Linked DNA regions of Homo sapiens: region 1 is linked to region 2. A link is an interaction called in ENCODE POLR2A ChIA-PET data of the cell type or tissue named here. Cell type or tissue: B cell. All regions are shown on one strand. Each heading gives the region's core, and the rest is flanking DNA. Links, peaks and the distances in the headings are about the cores only.

Region 1 (8,885 bases), core at 259-8,258, 130 kb before region 2:
TTGCATATGCTGCTTTTAATCTCTGCTTTGTATGTGATTCTCTTTATTGTCATTCTTATTCTTGTCAAAATAGCTTTTGTATTTTTAAAAAATTCTATCTTTCTGTTGTATTCATTTTACTTTTTGTTTTCATTATATCTCTCTTCCTAGTTTCTTTGGCTAGAACACTTAGTTTCTTGTTTCAAAATGAAGGCAATTCATGTTAAACATCTTCCTCTGGAGAATTTTCACAGTGTTGGAAGGTATTAATACAAAGCATTTTTCTCTTTTATTTACAGTTGGTTCTCATTTTCCTTTGTGATTTCTTTGATCCAAGGGATCAGTTTTGCAACCTCAAAGTAGTTAATATTCTTTTGGCTACCTTTACCATTACCCTATTACCTTCTGATTTTCTTGACTTACTAATGTTGTCAGAGAATGTGGCCTGTAACATTTTTTTTTAATTTCATTAATTTTTTTTGGTGTGTGACTAGCATAATTGTTTTTTATATTTAACAAAGGAAAAAATGTATATATGGATATATACTCTGGTCAGGAGAAATAAAGCTGTGAAGTAAGTTTATTTTGCGTGTTTTCTATAAGCAGTATATAGCTAAGTTTTGTTTTTTATTCAAATCGGACTAGTTTCCATCTTTTAATGGAAGATTTGGTCCATTTTTTGTGTAATTACTAATATACTTAAAATTTCTTCCATCTTATTTTGTGTTTATTATTTAACTCAAATTGTTCCTTTTTCTTTTTCTTTTCTAATTTTTGCTGGTTAGTAAGGTACCATTTTATTTTCACTCCTGCCACCAAACCCAGTTAATTTGGGAGATCAACCAGGGTTTTGCATTCCATTAATGGTTACCTTCTATTTTCTTATGCTCATAATCAGACAGATTCTCTACAGTTACTTGAGAAGATAATTTTCCTTGATACTTTATTTACTACTTCACTGTATCATCATAATAATAATGAAGTCTTTGGAATACCTTTACTTTCCCCTGGTGTTCCTTGTTCCCTCTCCCCTCCAATGGGAATATTAGAACAATTTTATTTCCTTCCTACTCTTTCCACTTGATTGACTCATTTATTGAGTAAATAGTTTCAAGTACCTCCAAAGCGTCAAGTACTGTTGTAGCAATAATTTTTTTTTTTTTTTTGGGAGATGGAATTTTGCTCTTGTTGCCCAGGCTTGGAGTGCAATGGCATGATCTCAGCTCACTGCAACCCCCGCTTCCCGGGTTAAAGTGATTCTCCTATCTTGGCCTCCCACATGCAGGCACCTGCCACCACACCCAGCTAATTTTTGTATTTTTAGTAGAGACGGGGTTTCACCATGTTTGCCAGCCTGGTCTCTAACTCCTGACCTCAGGTGATCTGTTCGCCTCGACCTCCCATAGTGCTGGGATTACAGGCATGAGCCACCGCGCCTGGCCTATTGTAGCAGTATTTTGTATATACTAGTGAACAAAACAGACAGAAATCCCTAGTCTCATTGACCTTATATTCCAGTTTTGCTGAAATCATCTAATAGTTTTAGTTCATCTGTTTGGAATTTGTTTTACTGTATGTCTCTTCTGTTTCATGAACCCTTATATAGCACTTTATCCATTCCCAGGCAGTCTGTCTTTATCCACTTAAAATGAATTATACCTATATTGCAAAGTACTCACCATGGTTTACTCCTCATATTCATCTTCCCATATCTTGAGATCTCTGTTAGCCATTTACTAGTATGTTAGTATCATTTCTTGATTATTTTTCCTGGTGGGCTATCAGAGTCATAGATACCCTCACATATTCTGTTAATACAAAAAATACACTCAAAGTGCTTTTTCTATTCTCTCATTCAACAACAATTCACATGGAACACTTATTTGACCACGTGTGGGGGATTTCTCTATTTGGAGATACCATCAGATCTGACAGGTTGAGGGCTCAGTCACCAGGAGTCACCAAGAATATCCCCAACTTCCCACCTCACCCCCTTCAGACACCAGTTGCAAGTCCAGGCCTACAGAACTTCTGACCAACTGGCTTCAAGTTGGGGTTCCCGTGACTTTCTGCTTAGGTTTGATTAATTTGCTACAGCAACTCACAGAACTCAAAGAACACTTACATTGTGTTATCTGTATATTATAAAGGATATTTCAAAGGATACAGGTGAAGAGATGCATAGGGCAAGGTATGGGAGAAAGGATATGGAGCTTCCATGCCCTCCCACGGCTTGCCACCCTTCAGGAGCCTCTACGTGTCCAGCTATCCAGAAGTTTTCTGAACCTTGCCCTTTTTGATATCCAATTGGATAGACATAATTGATAACCATGTAAAAATGTAATTGGACCAAAAGGGTATGATCTAACACTAGTAGACTGAGTAGGGAAACCCAGCAAGGCCTGTATGTTCAGATTCTTCTTGGCCTCTCTGTGCCACATTCCTTCCTCCAGGGTATGGGGCAGGACCTCATCTGGAATGAGGTCTTATGACCCACAATCAGAAAGGCTGTGAAAGATTAGAGTCCTGCTGTGGGGTAGGTGAAAGGAGGACAGGGGAAGGTTAGATTCTATTTTCTAAGGAAAGTGCCCCAACATTATAACAAAAGACTATAACAAGGGCTGTTGGAGTGATATGCCAGGAACTGTGGACAAAAACCAATATATAATTTAGATCAGAATATCACACATCTTTCTCCTTGGAAGAAGAATAATACTTTGTCTGAGATATAATTCTTATATTGTAAGAGTCTAGCTTCAATTCTACTGCCTTGAAGATTTTATTGTTGCAGTTTAATGTCCAAATCTACTCTCATTTTTTTCCTTTGTGGGTAATTTATTCTTTGTAAATTTTTTTAGTGGCGCTCACATTTTATTGGGATTTTGTAGATATATTTGTGTCTTATCAGTTCAACCTGGATTTTAGCTGTTTTAGTCAGCAGACTAAATTTCTTCCTTATACAGTTTTCTGGAAAATGTCTTCATTAATTATTGCCTCTCCATCTGTTTCTGTCCTTCTGAGGAATATTTTTCTGATTCAGTTCTCCAGTTTTGTTTTTGTTTTGTTTTGTTTTTGTTTTTGTTTTTGAGATGGAGTCTCGTTCTGTCGCCCAGGCTGGAGTGCAGTGGCACAATCTTGGCTCACAGCAACTTCCACCTCCTGGGTTCAAGCGATTCTTGTGCCTCAGCTTCCTGAGTAGCCGGAACTATAGGCGCCTGCCACCACACCGGGCTAATTTTTGTATTTTTAGTAGAAACGAGGTTTCACCATGTTGGCCAGGCTGGTCTTGAACTCCTGACCTCAAGTGATCCACCTCAGCCTCCCAAAGTGTTGGGATTACAGGCATGAGCCATCACAGCTGGCCCAAATTTTTTATCTTTATGATTTCACCTCACATTTTTAGCTATGCTTTGCATATTACTTGATTTTCTAAGTCAACTCTCAAAGCGACTGTACTCTCTTTGAGTTTCTCTATTGGATTTTTTAGTTGAGTAATCATGTTTTTGTTTTAACTTCAGAAAATCTTTTTGTGCTGAACTTGAATCTCCTTAAAGAGCTCTTATTTCTTTCATCAAAGTCATAGATGGATTATTATTGTTTTGTTTTTACATCAGGGCTCACTCAGCTTGGGTTATTTGTAGTATTCTACATGGCCTCAGTCTTAGAAGTGCTGTGAAGCAGAATCATTTAATTCACGGGCCAGTCTTCTACGGAGGTACCTAAAAGAAGCCTTTTGTTTCCTTGACTTCTTTATTCCTACAGCCTCAGTGGTAGGGAGGATCCACCTCACCTGTCCAGCTACTTCTGGCCTTTTTGGGGTCAAACACTACGGGTAAACTCACATGTCATCCTCACTCCTATGGATACACAGAGCTCTTGGAACCAAGCTCTTCTTAAAGTTCTTTACTTTCCTGTCCTTAGTTCAGAGCTTCGTGAAGCTGATCTCCAAGTGAGAAAATCAAGTTCTACTTCCTTTCTCTTCCTTCCTTTTGGCAAGGCCAAAGACTTCACTTATATCCAGCCAGCTACCTTATAACCCAGAAGCCTTTTGGTTTAGGAATGACAGCTAGATTGAAGTGGGGGCTATAGAGGAAGAAAACTGTGTTCACGTCACCACCTTCCCAGATTTCACCCCATCCTCCGTTCTGTTATGCATTTTTATTATTTTTATAAATCAAAAACCAATAATACTTTTGCCATCTATCAAGTGGTCTAATTGTATTTATGCTGAACTTCCTTATACTTGGTTTATATTATTGCAAGTAAGATAGACTTGGAAAAAATATTGACAACTTACGAAATCATCAATTCCTGGGAGACTGGATAGGGAGAGGATTCCTGATTAAGGAAATCTAGACTTAGAAGTCCTAATTTTACACTAGAATAACGCCTTTGTTTTCACTATTAATTTAGAAGAAAGGCTTAGCCTTGGAGGCCAACTTTAATTTTATTTCAAAAGTTTATGATTTTGTTAATTTCCTGTCTTGTTTCTTTTGCCAGGTGGTGTGGGGATGATGTGCTCATTGAGTGAACAAGGGAAGCAGCTAGCTATCCAGGTGTCTAATATCCTGGGGATGGATGTGTGTGGCATTGATCTGCTGATGAAAGATGACGGCTCCTTCTGCGTCTGTGAGGCCAATGCAAATGTAGGTTTCATCGCCTTTGATAAGGCTTGTAATCTAGATGTAGCTGGTATCATAGCAGACTATGCCGCCTCCCTTCTACCCTCTGGCCGGCTCACCCGGCGTATGTCCCTGCTCTCCGTGGTGTCCACTGCCAGTGAGACTAGTGAGCCGGAGCTGGGTCCCCCAGCCAGCACTGCTGTTGACAACATGAGTGCAAGTTCCAGCTCTGTTGACAGCGACCCTGAAAGCACGGAGCGAGAGCTGCTCACCAAGCTCCCAGGGGGCCTGTTCAACATGAACCAGCTGCTAGCCAATGAAATCAAACTACTGGTGGACTGACTCCACTGGTAATTAACCAACAAAACCCTTGTAAAACTTTCTTTCTTCTTTTCTATTTTTAAAACCAACTTGCAATGCTGTTCATGGAGGATGCTCAGGAAGATGAGAGAAAATTAGTAGGATTAGTTGGAGAGAGTGGGAGATAGATGAGACCTCTGCTAGTAAGATGTTACTTTCATTTACAAATCCTACAAATAGAGAGGCAGAATAGGTGGGGTATAGAAAAATGTCAGGCTCTCATAGTTACCCTTTTAAATTGCTAAAAAATGTGTATGCTCATAGGCCATGAGGAACAAATACTTTTTTTTTTTCATGGTCCCTTGCTTTTGTTTTTGTACAAAAAAAAATGGTTTTGCTACAAATATCCAAGTAGCATAACTTCACATTGTGTTGGAAGATTTGTCATCAGTGAGGAAAACATCTGCATAAATTACAGGAATTTTTGTATTATACAGCTCTGAAAATTCTGCCATTTCCTTATTAACTAGCAGCTTTAGTTTGTAGTTTATGAAATCTTGAGGGGCTCTTTTACTGGGATTTCTTATTTTTTTGTTTTTTCCCGCTTAATTTGGTGGGAGGTCAAATTGAATATAACCCAATAAAGGCTTCTTAATGACAAAATTGGCATGTTTGCATGATGAAATGGAAATGAACAGTATTGCAATGTCCGGTATACAAAATAACATTAATTCAATGTAGATAAAATTACACTAGTTTAAAATATGTGCATTCACTTGTATTTGTTAGTGTTTTAGTCTTTTTTGAAAGATGTGCTCTGTTAATGTTGCTTTTTTTTTTTTTTTTAATACATGCTAGTCTAACATTTCCTGCTCTATGCCTGCATCTTTAACAATGGCCAAAGTGAAGAAAATGCTACCTTTTTTGTTAACAAGACACTGACTTGAAACATGTACATTTAAAGCCTTTTATTTTTTCCCTTTTTGTTTTGGTAGTTGGGCATTTAAATAAGGACAAGGAAAAATATTTTTGGGGGCAAATCAAGAGCCTATGAGTTCTAAGTATAAAGCTGAAGTGATTTCGAATGCCAGCGTTATATATTTGCATTTTTCACATTTTACGAGGGAGTATATGTGTATGTGTGTGCACGCATGCATGTGTATGTGTTTTGCTTTTTGTTTCCATCAACTAATCAAAAAGGATAATTTAGAAAATGGAGCATGATGGGAAACAGAGTTTTTGACTTTAAAAAACAGATGAGTTGTTTTCATAAGTAGACTCCACTGGGGTAGAGGTATTCACCTTAAAACATAGGGTGAGTAGATGCTTTTTTAGGCCTTTTTGTGTATATGTACGTTGTTTGTTTTTTTCCTTTTGTTTCTAGCCTGTTCAGTGTACAGTTTATTCAAGGCTACATGCTTTTCTTTAATGCTTCTGGCTATGCATTTTCTCTTTTTACATATAGGATTTGGGATTGGGGGTGGGTTGGATGTTTTTGTTTGGGGACTTATTTAGTAGTATTGAGTCTCTTATAGCCCTACTCTTAAGCCTTCAATACTGTCCACTCTTTATATTCCTTTACTTGCAGAATTTATAAAAGCCCCCAAACTGCATATAATATGAGCCTTTAAAACATGGGTAAAACTAATCCCATTGATGGGTTTGGATGGTATGTTAAGAAATGGAGATGCTGCAGAGCCCAACGTAATTTTTTAAACAGCAAGTTTTCCATCTCCCTACGAATCCTCTGAAGCTTTTACCCAAGCCCTTTCTTGCCTCTCCAGTGCTATTTTCCTTCAGATGGACCTTAAACATAATTTCTTGGACACTACTAGAGAGACTTCGAGGCAATAATAAAAGATCAGTATTAACCAGCTATAACAGAGGTTTGATCATGCTTACTTGTACAGTTTTTCCCCCGTTTTAAAAAGGAATGTAATAAAATTTGTTTTTTCCATAGAATTAAATAATATTAAAATTGAGTGAAAGGTTGATTGTTGATGAATAGAATAGTACCTCTCATCTGTGCAGTGTCTCATTTCACCTCAGAGAAAAGGATACATAAGAGGAGTTTGTAATTTATCTTAGGATATTCTAATTGCATTTAAAAGAACTTATCTTGCGCAGGGTAAATGGGGGACTCACATACATATATTAATACCTCTGACTCATTAACAGAAAGAAATACTTGGTACTTCTTTCGCTGAATGACCATACTGTGGAGGATGCATACTATTTGGTATAGAGAAATAAATGAGGAAGAAAGAACTGCTTAATTAAATTATCATTCATATGTTCATATAGAGACCATCTGGTTGCCATGTGTATTATGACACATACACTTTGAATAGTTACATATCACAAGTATGTAGTTCATGTTTGTGTTGGTGGGGTAAGGCATCAGGAAAAATGTAGTTAGTCTTTTCTTAACTTATACCAAATTAACCAACTATATTATAGGAAATATGTGAAATTAGTTCATTAGCTTTATTCACTATTATGCATTCACATGATATTAAAACGTACACTCACATGTTAGAATGAAAAGAGCAGTAGTTATCTTAGATTTTAAAAACATGGATATCTTCTTGAATTCCTTCAAGATTGAGGTAGAGAATAAGAGCAAATCATTCTGGAAGTACCTTAAGGAAACAAACAGCAGCAGATATTTAGGTTAAACTTATTTTCATAATTGTTTAATAACTTTTGTATAATCTTCATTGCTATTATGAGAGAGAATGTATATATCAAATATGTGTAATGATAAAATCTGAATTGTAAAATTTTTGTATATTGTTAAAATTGTAATTCTAAATTGTATTTCAAAAATGATTATTTCTGATATTGTTTTTATGTCACCCATGATGAAAACTGGACTTTATATATCTAAACATACAAGTATGAACTATTCTATTTAAAATTTTTAATAGTTTTTTTCTTTTTTGGTGCCTATAATTGATTGGTCATTTCTGCTGGCTTTTCTCCAATGAACATTGAAATCTTCCTGTATATGTTACCAATAAGAAAACTACCCTGGAACAGTAGAAAAACCCAACAAGAGACTTGGCATTCATCAAGCACATTATCAGACTTTGAGAACATATTGAAGGCATTGACTTTGAAAATCATCTCTTTTTCTCAAGAAGAAAGCAATGGAGAAGCAAATTTGTTTCATTCAGTGAATCCCCAGTTTGGGGCTTGTGGGGCTTAGAGACATTGTGAAATCAAATCTTGTGTTATACTTTTCTCCTGGCTCACTTTTTTTGAGAAGGTTTATGGGCTATTTGGCTGGTGAGACACGATCCCCTCCTAAGAAAATGTAGGTGCTCAGACAGGTAACCACTGCTGCTACTGTTTTTATTTGTTTGTTTGTTCAATTTTATTTAAGATTTGTTTTTGTTGTACTAGGATTTTAAAAAATGTAATATATTGCAGGATTTATAACCAGGTTCACTGACTGCTTGCTTGCTTTCTTTTTTTTTTTTTTTTTTTTTTTTTCTTCTTAAAAAAACAAAACAAAGTTTCATTTAAAATACATTTAGGCACCTTTGGAGCTTGGATTTTGGAATGTTTCAGTAGTGGACAGAAATCTGCTGTTGGAATCTTCTAGTCTTCCAGGTTTAATTTGAAATGTTTTTAGTTTTGTTTTGGATTTTTGTGTGGTATTTTATTTCCTTTATACCAATGCCATTTTGCCATGCTGTTTTGGGGTGGCTGCCTAACTCTAGTGAAAATTCTTTCTATATTAATGAAAGTTTGGCCTTTGAAGATCCTTAATGTTTTGCATTTTTTACATTGTTTTTAAAGAAATATTCTAACTGCTTGCACTGTTACTGTTCTTTACCAGCCTTTTCAGGAGCCAAAAAAACAAATACAAACAAACAAAAAAATACCCAGAGAAAAAACTTTCCTTCTTCCCCCTTCCTGATGATGAGTGAGAAGTATTGAGAACTTTCGGGGTCAGTGCCCTTCTAAACTCCCCTT
Region 2 (8,885 bases), core at 678-8,677:
CTTAGAAGTCGTTTTTCAGTCTCAAGTAGTCATACACAGTTAAGCTATAAACTAAGTTCCTCCCAAAGTTAGCTCAACCTACACCCAGAGATTAAGAAGGGCAGCTTGGAGGTTAGAACCAAGATGGAGACCAGGCGGTGGCTCACATCTGTAATCCCAGCACTTTGGGAGGCCAGCCTGGGAAGATCCCTTGAGCCCAGGAGTTCAAGACCAGCCTGGGCAACATAGTGAAACCCTATCCCTACAAAAAATAAAAAAAGATTAGCCAGGTGTGGTGGTGCATGCCTGTACCCCAACTACTAGGGATGCTGAGGTGGGAGGATTGCTTGAACTTGGGAGGTAGAGGCTGCAGTGAGCCGAGATCACGCCCTGGACAATAGGGCGAGACCCTGTCTCAAAAAAAAAAAAAAACCAAACGAATTTTTTAAAAATAAGAATTTTAAAAGAAAAAGACAACTATAAAAATTTTAAGGGTTACACAATAAGTCATCTAACACTGGCCAGGCGCAGTGGCTCGTGCCTGTAATCCTAGCACTTTGGGAGGCCATATGCCTCCTATTCTACTACTGAGGTCAGGAGTTTGAGACCAGCCTGGCCAACATGGTGAAACCCTGTCTCTACTAAAAATACAAAATTAGTCGGGCATGGTGGCTAGCACGTGCCTGTAATCCCAGCTACTCAGGAGATGGAGGCAGTGGAATTGCTTGAACCCAGGAGGCAGAGGTTGCAGTGAGCCGAGATCATGCCACGGCATTCCAGCCTGGGTGACAGAGTAAGACTCCGCCTCGCCGGGCGCGGTGGCTCACACCTGTAATCCCAGCACTTTGGGAAACCAAGGTGGGCAGATGACCAGGTCAAGAGATTGAGACCATCCTGGCCAACATGGTGAAACCCTGTCTCTCCTAAAAATACAAAATTAGCCAGGCGTGGTGGTGCATGCCCATAATCCCAGCTACTCAGGAGTCTGAGGCAGGAGAATCGCTTGAACCTGGGAGGCGGGAGTTGTGGTGAGCCGAGATTGCGCCATTGCACTCCAGCCTGGGCGACAAGAGTGAAATTCCATCTCAAAAAAAAAAAAAAAATGATAGCTCTAGATATCCTCTTATAGGATAATCTCTAAAGTTTATTCTTAGGCCAAAAACTTTGGAGGTACCCTGTTTTTTCTCTTTTTCTCACATCCCACATGCACCGTGTCTCCAAATCCTGTTGACTCGCTTCAAAATATATTCCGAATCCAACTACTTCTCACCACTTCTATTGTTACTCCTCTGGTCTACTGCAACAGCCTCCTAACATTTACTTGCTTCCATCCTTGTCTCTCAGGCCTATTCTTAACACAGCAGCCACAGTGATGATGTTAAAATGTAAGTCAAACCACATTACTGCTCTATTCAAATCCTTCCAACAGTTCCCAGTCGCAATAAAAGCTGTAAGGGTAAAAAAGTGTGATATATTTCCTCACCCATCATAAGGGTTGTGGCTGGCACTCCTATAATAAAAGACAGGTTAATAAGAGAAAAGCATAACAAATGTACTTCATCAAAGTTTTAGGTGACACCAGTGTCTTCAGAAATGAAGACCAAAAGACCCAGAGAACACTGTGTCTCTGTGCTTAGGTCTGATGAAGAATGGGCAGCGGTGTAGGAATGTGATTGGACAAAAGGGTATGATCTAATGGTAATGGACTAAGCGGGGAAACCCAGCAAGGTCTCTCTGTTCAGATCCTTCTTGGCCTCTCTGTGCAGCATTCTTTCCTCCTGGGTTTGGGGCAGGACCCTTCTGGAGTGAGGGTCTTCAATGGACAACAGAGAAAGTGACCTTTCTAGGTTTTATGGCTTGTTTGTGGGGAGAGAAGTTCTAGTTTCTCTGACCAACCTTGGGGAAGAGGAATTATGGTTTCTGTGACTCCTCAGGGGAGAAAGAGAGGTGAGAGACAGGAGGGCAGGAGAAGGTCAGAGACTTTGCTTCTGAGGCTTTTTAGTCTCTAAAGTACTCAGCATGCCAAAGCGCCATACTTTGGGGTATCATTTTCTGAGCTCCAACAAAGCTAAAGTCAGTTTTTATAATTGTTATTTGCTCTCTTCCTCCCCGTTCTCCTCTCCCCTGGCACTCCCACACTTTGTTATAACTCTGACCTTACTTCCAGCTCCTCTATTCCTAGCTCACTGTATTCGCCCATTTTCATGCTGCCGACAAAGACATACCTGAGACTGGGAAGAAAAAAGAGGTTTAAATGGACTTACAGTTCCACATGGCCGGGGAGGCCTCAGAATCATGACGAGAGGCAAAAGGCACTTCCTACATGGCAGTGGAAGAGAAAAATGAGGAAGAAGCAAAAGCAGAACCCCTTGATAAACCTATCAGATCTCACGAGACTTATTCACCATCATCAGAATATCATGGGAAAGATGGGCCCCCATGATTCAATGACCTCCCCCTGGGTCCCTCCCACAACACGTGGGAATTCTGGGAGATACAATTCAGGTTGATATTTGGGTGGGGACACAGCAAAACCCCATATCATCCTGCCCCTGGCCCCTCCAAATCTCATGTCCTCACATTTCAAAACCAATCATGCCTTCCCAACAGTCCCTCAAAGCCTTAACTCATTTCAGCATTTCTTTTTTTTTTCGAGATGGAGTTTCACTCTTATTGCCCAAGCTGGAGTGCAATGGCGCGATCTCGGCTCACTGCAACCTCCGCCTCCCAGGTTCAAGCAATTCTCCTGCCTCAGCCTCCCTAGCAGCTGGGATTACAGGCATGTGCCACCATGCCTGGCTAATTTTGTATTTTTAGTAGAGCCGGGGTTTCTCCACGTTGGTCAGGCTGGTCTCGAACTCCCGACCTCAGGTGATCCGCCCGCCTCGGCCTCCCAAAGTGCTGGGATTACAGGCATGAGCCACCGCGCCCGGCCCTCATTTCAGCATTAACCCCAAAGTCCACAGTCCAAAGTGTCATCCAAGACAAGGCAAGTCCCTTCTGCCTATGAGCCTGTAAAATCAAAAGCAAACTAGTTACATTCTAGATACAACTGGTATACAGGTATTGGGTAAATACAGCCATTCCAAATGGGAGAAATTGGCCAAAACAAAGGAGTTACAGGGCCCATGCAAGTCCGAAATCCAGTAGAGCAGTCAAATTTTAAAGCTCCCAAATGATCTCCTTTGACTCCAGGTCTCATATCCAGGTCATGCTGATGCAAGAGGTGGGTTCTCACGGTCTTGGGCAGCTCTACTCCTGTGGCTTTGCAGGGTACAGCCTCCCTCCTGGCTGCTTTCACGAGCTGGCATTGAGTGTCTGCAACTTTTCCATGTGCCTGGTGCAAGCTGTCAGTGGAACTACCATTCTGGGGTCTGGAGGACGGTGGCCCACTTCTCATAGCTCCATTAGGTGGTGTCCCAGTAAGGACTGTGTGGAGGCTCCAACCCCACATTTCCCTTCTGCACTGCCCTAGCAGAGGTTCTTCATGAGGGCCCCACCCCTGCAGCAAACTTTTGCCTGGGCATCCAGGCATTTCCATACATCTTCTGAAATCTAGGCGGAGGTTCCTAAACCTCAATTCTTTTTTTTTTTTTTTCGAGATGGAGAGTCGCTGTATCACCCAGGCTGGAGTGCAGTGGCGCGATCTCAGCTCACTGCAACCTCCGCCTCCCAGGTTCAAGCGATTCTTCTGTCTCAGCCTCCTGAGTAGCTGGGACTACAGGCATGTGCCACCACGCCCAGCTAATTTTTGTATTTGTAGTAGAGACAGGGTTTCACCATATTGGCCAGGCTGGTCTCGAACTCCTGACCTCATGATCTGCCTGCCTCGGCCTCCCAAAGCACTGGGATTACAGGCGTGAGCCACTGTGCCCGGCCCCCAAACCTCAATTCTTGACTTCTGTGCACCTGCAGGCTCAACACCACATGGAAGCTGCCAAGGCTTGGGGGTTCCACCCTCTGAAGCCACAGCCTGAGCTGTACGTTGGCCCCTTTCAGCCATGGCTGGAGTGGCTGGGACACAGTGCACCAAGTCCCTAGACTGCACACAGCATGGGGACCCTGCACCTGGCCCACGAAACCACTTTTTCCTCCTGGGCCTCTGGACCTGTGATGGGAGGGACTTCCGTGAAGGTCTCTGACATGGCCTGGAGACATTTTCCCCATGGTCTTGGGGATTAACATTAGGCTTCTTGCTACTTATGCAAGTTTCTGCAGCTGGCTTGGGTTTTTCTTTTCTATCACATAGTCAGGCTGCAAATTTTCCAAACTTTTATGCTCTGCTTCCCTTATAAAATTGAATGCCTTTAAGTGCACCCAAGTCACCTCTTGGATGCTTTGCTGTTTAGAAATTTCTTCTGTCAGATACCCTAAATCATCTCTCTGAAGTTCAAAATTCCACAGATCTCTAGGGCAGGGGCAAAATGCTGCCCATCTCTTTGCTAAAACATAACAAGAATCACCTTTGCTCCAGTTCCCAAAAAGTTCCTCATCTCCATCTGAGACGACTTCAGCATGGATTTTTTTTTTGTTTTTTGTTTTTTGAGATGGAGTTTCACTCTTGTTGCCCAGGCTGGAGTGAAATGGCACGATCTTGGCTCACCGCAACCTCCGCCTCCTGGATTCAAGTGATTCTCCTGCCTCAGCCTCCCAAGTAGCTGGGATTACAGGCATGTGCCACCACGCCCAGCTAATTTTGTATTTTTAGTAGAGACGGGGTTTCTTCATGTTGGTCAGGCTGGTCTTGAACTCCCGACCTCAGTGATCTGTCCACCTGGGCCTCCCGAAGTGCTGGGATTACAGGCGTGAGCCACTGCATCCGGCCTCAGCCTGGATTTTATTGCCTATATCGCTATCAGCATTTTGGGCAAAGCCGTTCAAGTCTCTAGGAAGTTCCAAACTTTCCCACATTTTCTTGTCTTCTCCTGAGCCCTTCAAACTGTTCCAATCTCTGCTTGTTACCCAGTTCCTAAGTCACTTCCAAATTTTCAGGTATCTTTTTCAGCAATGCCCCATTCTATTGGTATCAATTTACTGTATTAGTCTGTTTTCATGCTGCTGATAAACACATACCTGAGACTGGGAAGAAAAGGAAGTTTAATTGGACTTACAGTTTCACATGGCTGGGGAGGCCACAGAATCATGACCAGAGGCAAAAGGCACTCCTTATATGGCAGTGGAAGAGAAAATGAGGAAGAAGCAAAAGCGGAAACCCTTTATAAACCCATCAGATCTTGTGAGACTTATTCACTATCACGAGAATATCATGGGAAAGACGGGCCCCCGTGATTCAATTACTTCCCCTTGTGTCCCTCCCACAACAAGTGGGAATTCTGTTTTTTTTTTTTTGAAACGGAGTTTTGCTCTTGTTGCCCAGGCTGGAGCAATCTTGGTTCACTGCAACCTCCACCTCCTGGGTTCAAGCAATTCCCCTTCCTCAGCCTCCCGAGTAGCTGGAATTACAGGCACCTGTCACCACGCCCTGCTAATTTTTTTTTTTTTTTTTTTTTTTTGGTATTTTTAGTAGAGATGGGGTTTCCCCATGTTGGCTGGGCTGGTCTCAAACTCCTGACCTCAGTTGATCCACCCACTTTGGCCTCCCAAAGTGTTGGGATTACAGGTTTGAGCCACCACGCCCAGCCCACACGTGGGAATTCTGGAAGATACAATGCAAGTTGAGATTTGGGTGGGGACACAGCTAAACCATCTCACTCACTCTGGTCCAGGCACACTCTGCTTGCTGTTCTAACACACCGGGCACACAATCCTCCACCTGGAGCAGATACACACATGCCCCCTCTCTTGTTCCCTTTACATCTCTTCATAAATGCCACTTTCTCTGTGAAGTCTTCCCTGACCACTCTGTTAAAATTCTAAGCCCCATCTTCCAATTCTCCTGACATTTTTCCATTAAAAAAATGTTCCCATAGCAGTTCTCATCATGCGAATTCCCATGGATTTTAGATTTTACTGATTTGTTTGTTTTCTCCCCCACTACAATGTGAACTCCATGAGGGTAAACATTTTGTCTGTTTTGTCTACTGATGGCCACCCATGACAGAAAAAAAAGTGACTGTCTTAGGGGAGGCCCTCAATGTATTTTTGTTGAATATTGAATAAATGGATGACTCAGATGTAGGGGGTGATCTAAAGAGAAGAGTCAAGAATGACTTCAACGTTTTTTGCTTGGGCAATTGGGATTGCCACTTTCCAAATCAGGGAAGTCTAAGGGAGGAGCAGGTTTGCTGAAGGTGTGATGACTGGCTATCTCCAGTGTCGTCAAGAAAAAGAACTGAGGCAGAGTGCACTGATGGGGTGATCCATTTTCTCGGACTCTGGCAACTCTAACAGTTTCCTTAGTCAGATTTACAGTTGCCACAGATATCCTCTGAAAGTTGGAAAAGGAAGAGGTTACCAGGTGTTCTTTCAGTTCAATACTGGGCTTGTGTCTTTGATTGATTCCCATCAATTCAGTCACTTCACAAGTCAGAAGAGGCAGAGATTAACTCATAGCTGCAACTGGCTGCTGTCTGGTGGTGGAAAGGATAATCCTGAAGGTTATGTTTCATGGTCCTATAGGACATTAACCACTTTTGTATCCAATACAGCAATCTCACTAACATTCCTTTGTTAAATTGCCTAGAAACACCCATGCTTCTCAAACGCACTTTGAACTGATTTTGATATCTTATAGATTCTTTCATTAATTAATAAGTTGTATAAAATCTTTGACGTGTTCGTTTTATATTTGCATGAGTTATGATTCTAGCTTTTTGAAAATTATATTTTAATATCACTTTTACAGAACTAAAATGCTGCCACTCAAAATGATACCTGAGTACTTACCCATTGATTAGTCCAACCCTGTGACAACATGAATTTCCCTGTTGCCAGCGCACTAATACAGTTGGCAACCGGCTAAACTTCAGGCAGCAGAGAACGTTCAGCTGCTTGCTGCTTTTTGAAAAATAAATAAAGGGCTTCAGATTATGCCACCCCAAAATATGTTGTTTTGGCATATTCATTTGAGCTGAAGACACTGGAGAAACAGCTGATGCAGGAAAAGCTCTCTGATTCTCCCTTTCTACCTGAAAGCAGGTCATACAATTTTCCATGAGAAACATGCCCTCTGTGTACAAGGAAGAGAACATTCTTATCACCATAGAAAGGGAACTGACACTGAAATAGATCTATGCAAATAGTCTTACTAAAATAACCTTTAACTTCCACTGGTTCCCCCTTTATATTTCCTAGTCACTGTCCCACAATTTACTGCCATTACACCAAGCCCCTTTGTTTTGTCACATCCCCATAATTTATAATTCTTTGTGTAAAAAGGTATACAGTAGTTCCTTGGTATCCACAGGGTATTGGTTCTAGTTGCCACCCCCTGCATATACAAAAATCTGAGGATGTTCTTATATAAAATGACATAGTATTTGCATACAAGTTATGCACATCTTCCTGTATACATTTTTTTTATCTTATTTTTTTTTGAGAGAGGGTCTTGCTGTCACCCAGGCTGGGTTGCAGTGGAGTGATCTTGGCTCACTGCAACTTCTGTTTCCTGGGTTCCCGTGATTCTTGTGCCTCAGCCTGTAGCTGGGATTGCAGGCGTGCATTATCACACCTGGCTAATTTTTGTATTTTTAGTAGAGGCGGGGTTTCACCAGTTGGCTAGGCTGGTCTTGAACTCCTGGCCTTAAGCAATCCACCTGCCTTGGCCTCCCAAAGTGCTGGGATTATAGGCATGAGTCACTGCACCTGGCCCTCCTGTATACTTCAAATCATCTCTAGATCACTTATACCTAATATAATGTAAATGCTGTGTAAGTTGTTGTTATAGTGAATTGGTTTTTTATAAATTTGTATTTTTTTCTTTCTTTCTTTCTTTCTTTTTTTTTTTTTTGAGACGGAGTTTCACTCTTGTTGCCCAGGCTGCAGTGCAATGGCACGATCTCACTCACCGCAACCTCTGCCTCACCGCAACCTCTGCCTCCCAGGTTCAAGCAATTGCCTCTTTGGGTCTTTTCTTTTTTTCTTGAGACAGTCTCTCTCCGTCATCCAGGCTGGAATGCAGTGGCGCTGTTAACGGTGGAAGGTATGCGGACAATTCTGAAGGCATTTCTATTTTTATTCTGCCAATAATTTTAAAGCTAGCTTGTTAAGTTACACTTTAAGTCACGTGAACTTGAAAATTGCTTAGACTTATTTACTTGATTTATGAGCGCACTTTTACTTATAAGCCAATTTGGTAGACACAACATATAACAGTAGGTGTACAAACAAATAAACACATCTAGACATGTATACACATACATCAACGAAGATCCAATACCTTGGAACCTTAGCCACGAGATAGCAATACAAGCTTGCGGTTTTACTTCAACCTAATAGAAAATACAAGGACGGCTCTGAACCAAAATTTCAGGTAAAGCAGCCTCCATGGCAGTTCGATATTGAAGGGCTAAAGCCTCCCAGCCTCCCTAGACTTCAAGGAGCACCGGGGCCAAACAGTACCAAAGGAGGGTGTCACATGTTAACCAGGCCCCCTGCTTAGAACAGCAGCACAAAAGCCTGGATACATGCAACGCCATCCCACTTTCTGATTAGACAGTAAATTTCAGATTCTAAACAATTTTGGGGCCAAGCAGCATCACAACTGTGAAAAAATTTTTTTTTTCTTTTCTGAGACCGAATTTGGCTCAGTCACCCAGGCTGGAGTGCAGTGGTGTGATCTCGGCTCACTGCAACCTCCGCCTACCAGGTTTGAGCGATTCTCTTGCCTCTGTCTCTTGAGTAGCTGGGACTACAGGCATGCGCCACTACGCCTGGCTGAATTTTTTGTATTTTTAGTAGAGACAGGGTTTCACTATGTTGGTCAGTCTGGTCTCAAACTCCTGACC

Evidence for each region. ChIA-PET counts read pairs that join two places held together with the same protein. Peaks named below come from ENCODE experiments on the same cell type or tissue, not always from the same donor. Only the 100,000 strongest peaks of a DNase experiment are listed, where the experiment ranks them.
Region 1: POLR2A ChIA-PET joins it to region 2 with 7 read pairs; 2 of 35 experiments call an interaction of 5 or more read pairs at or near these places.

The regions. Positions count from the first base shown.
Region 1 is chr12:8,768,842-8,777,726 of GRCh38, forward strand. It overlaps RIMKLB (ribosomal modification protein rimK like family member B), which reads left to right. Exons shown (of 6, transcript NM_001297776.2): 6 at 4,480-8,350. The coding sequence ends at 4,943. It overlaps A2ML1-AS1 (A2ML1 antisense RNA 1), which reads right to left. Exons shown (of 2, transcript NR_046715.1): 2 at 7,370-7,543. Among named protein-coding and RNA genes, the nearest start is that of LINC02972, 15 kb to the right of the region's middle. RefSeq lists enhancers at 3,266-3,767, 3,768-4,267. In B cell, for the core only: no CTCF peak of the experiment used is centred there; no DNase peak of the experiment used is centred there.
Region 2 is chr12:8,897,711-8,906,595 of GRCh38, forward strand. No RefSeq gene overlaps it. Among named protein-coding and RNA genes, the nearest start is that of PHC1, 12 kb to the right of the region's middle. RefSeq lists an enhancer at 7,266-7,922. In B cell, for the core only: no CTCF peak of the experiment used is centred there; DNase peaks (open chromatin) are centred at 5,221 and 5,694; H3K4me3 peaks cover 348 bases; H3K27ac peaks cover 694 bases.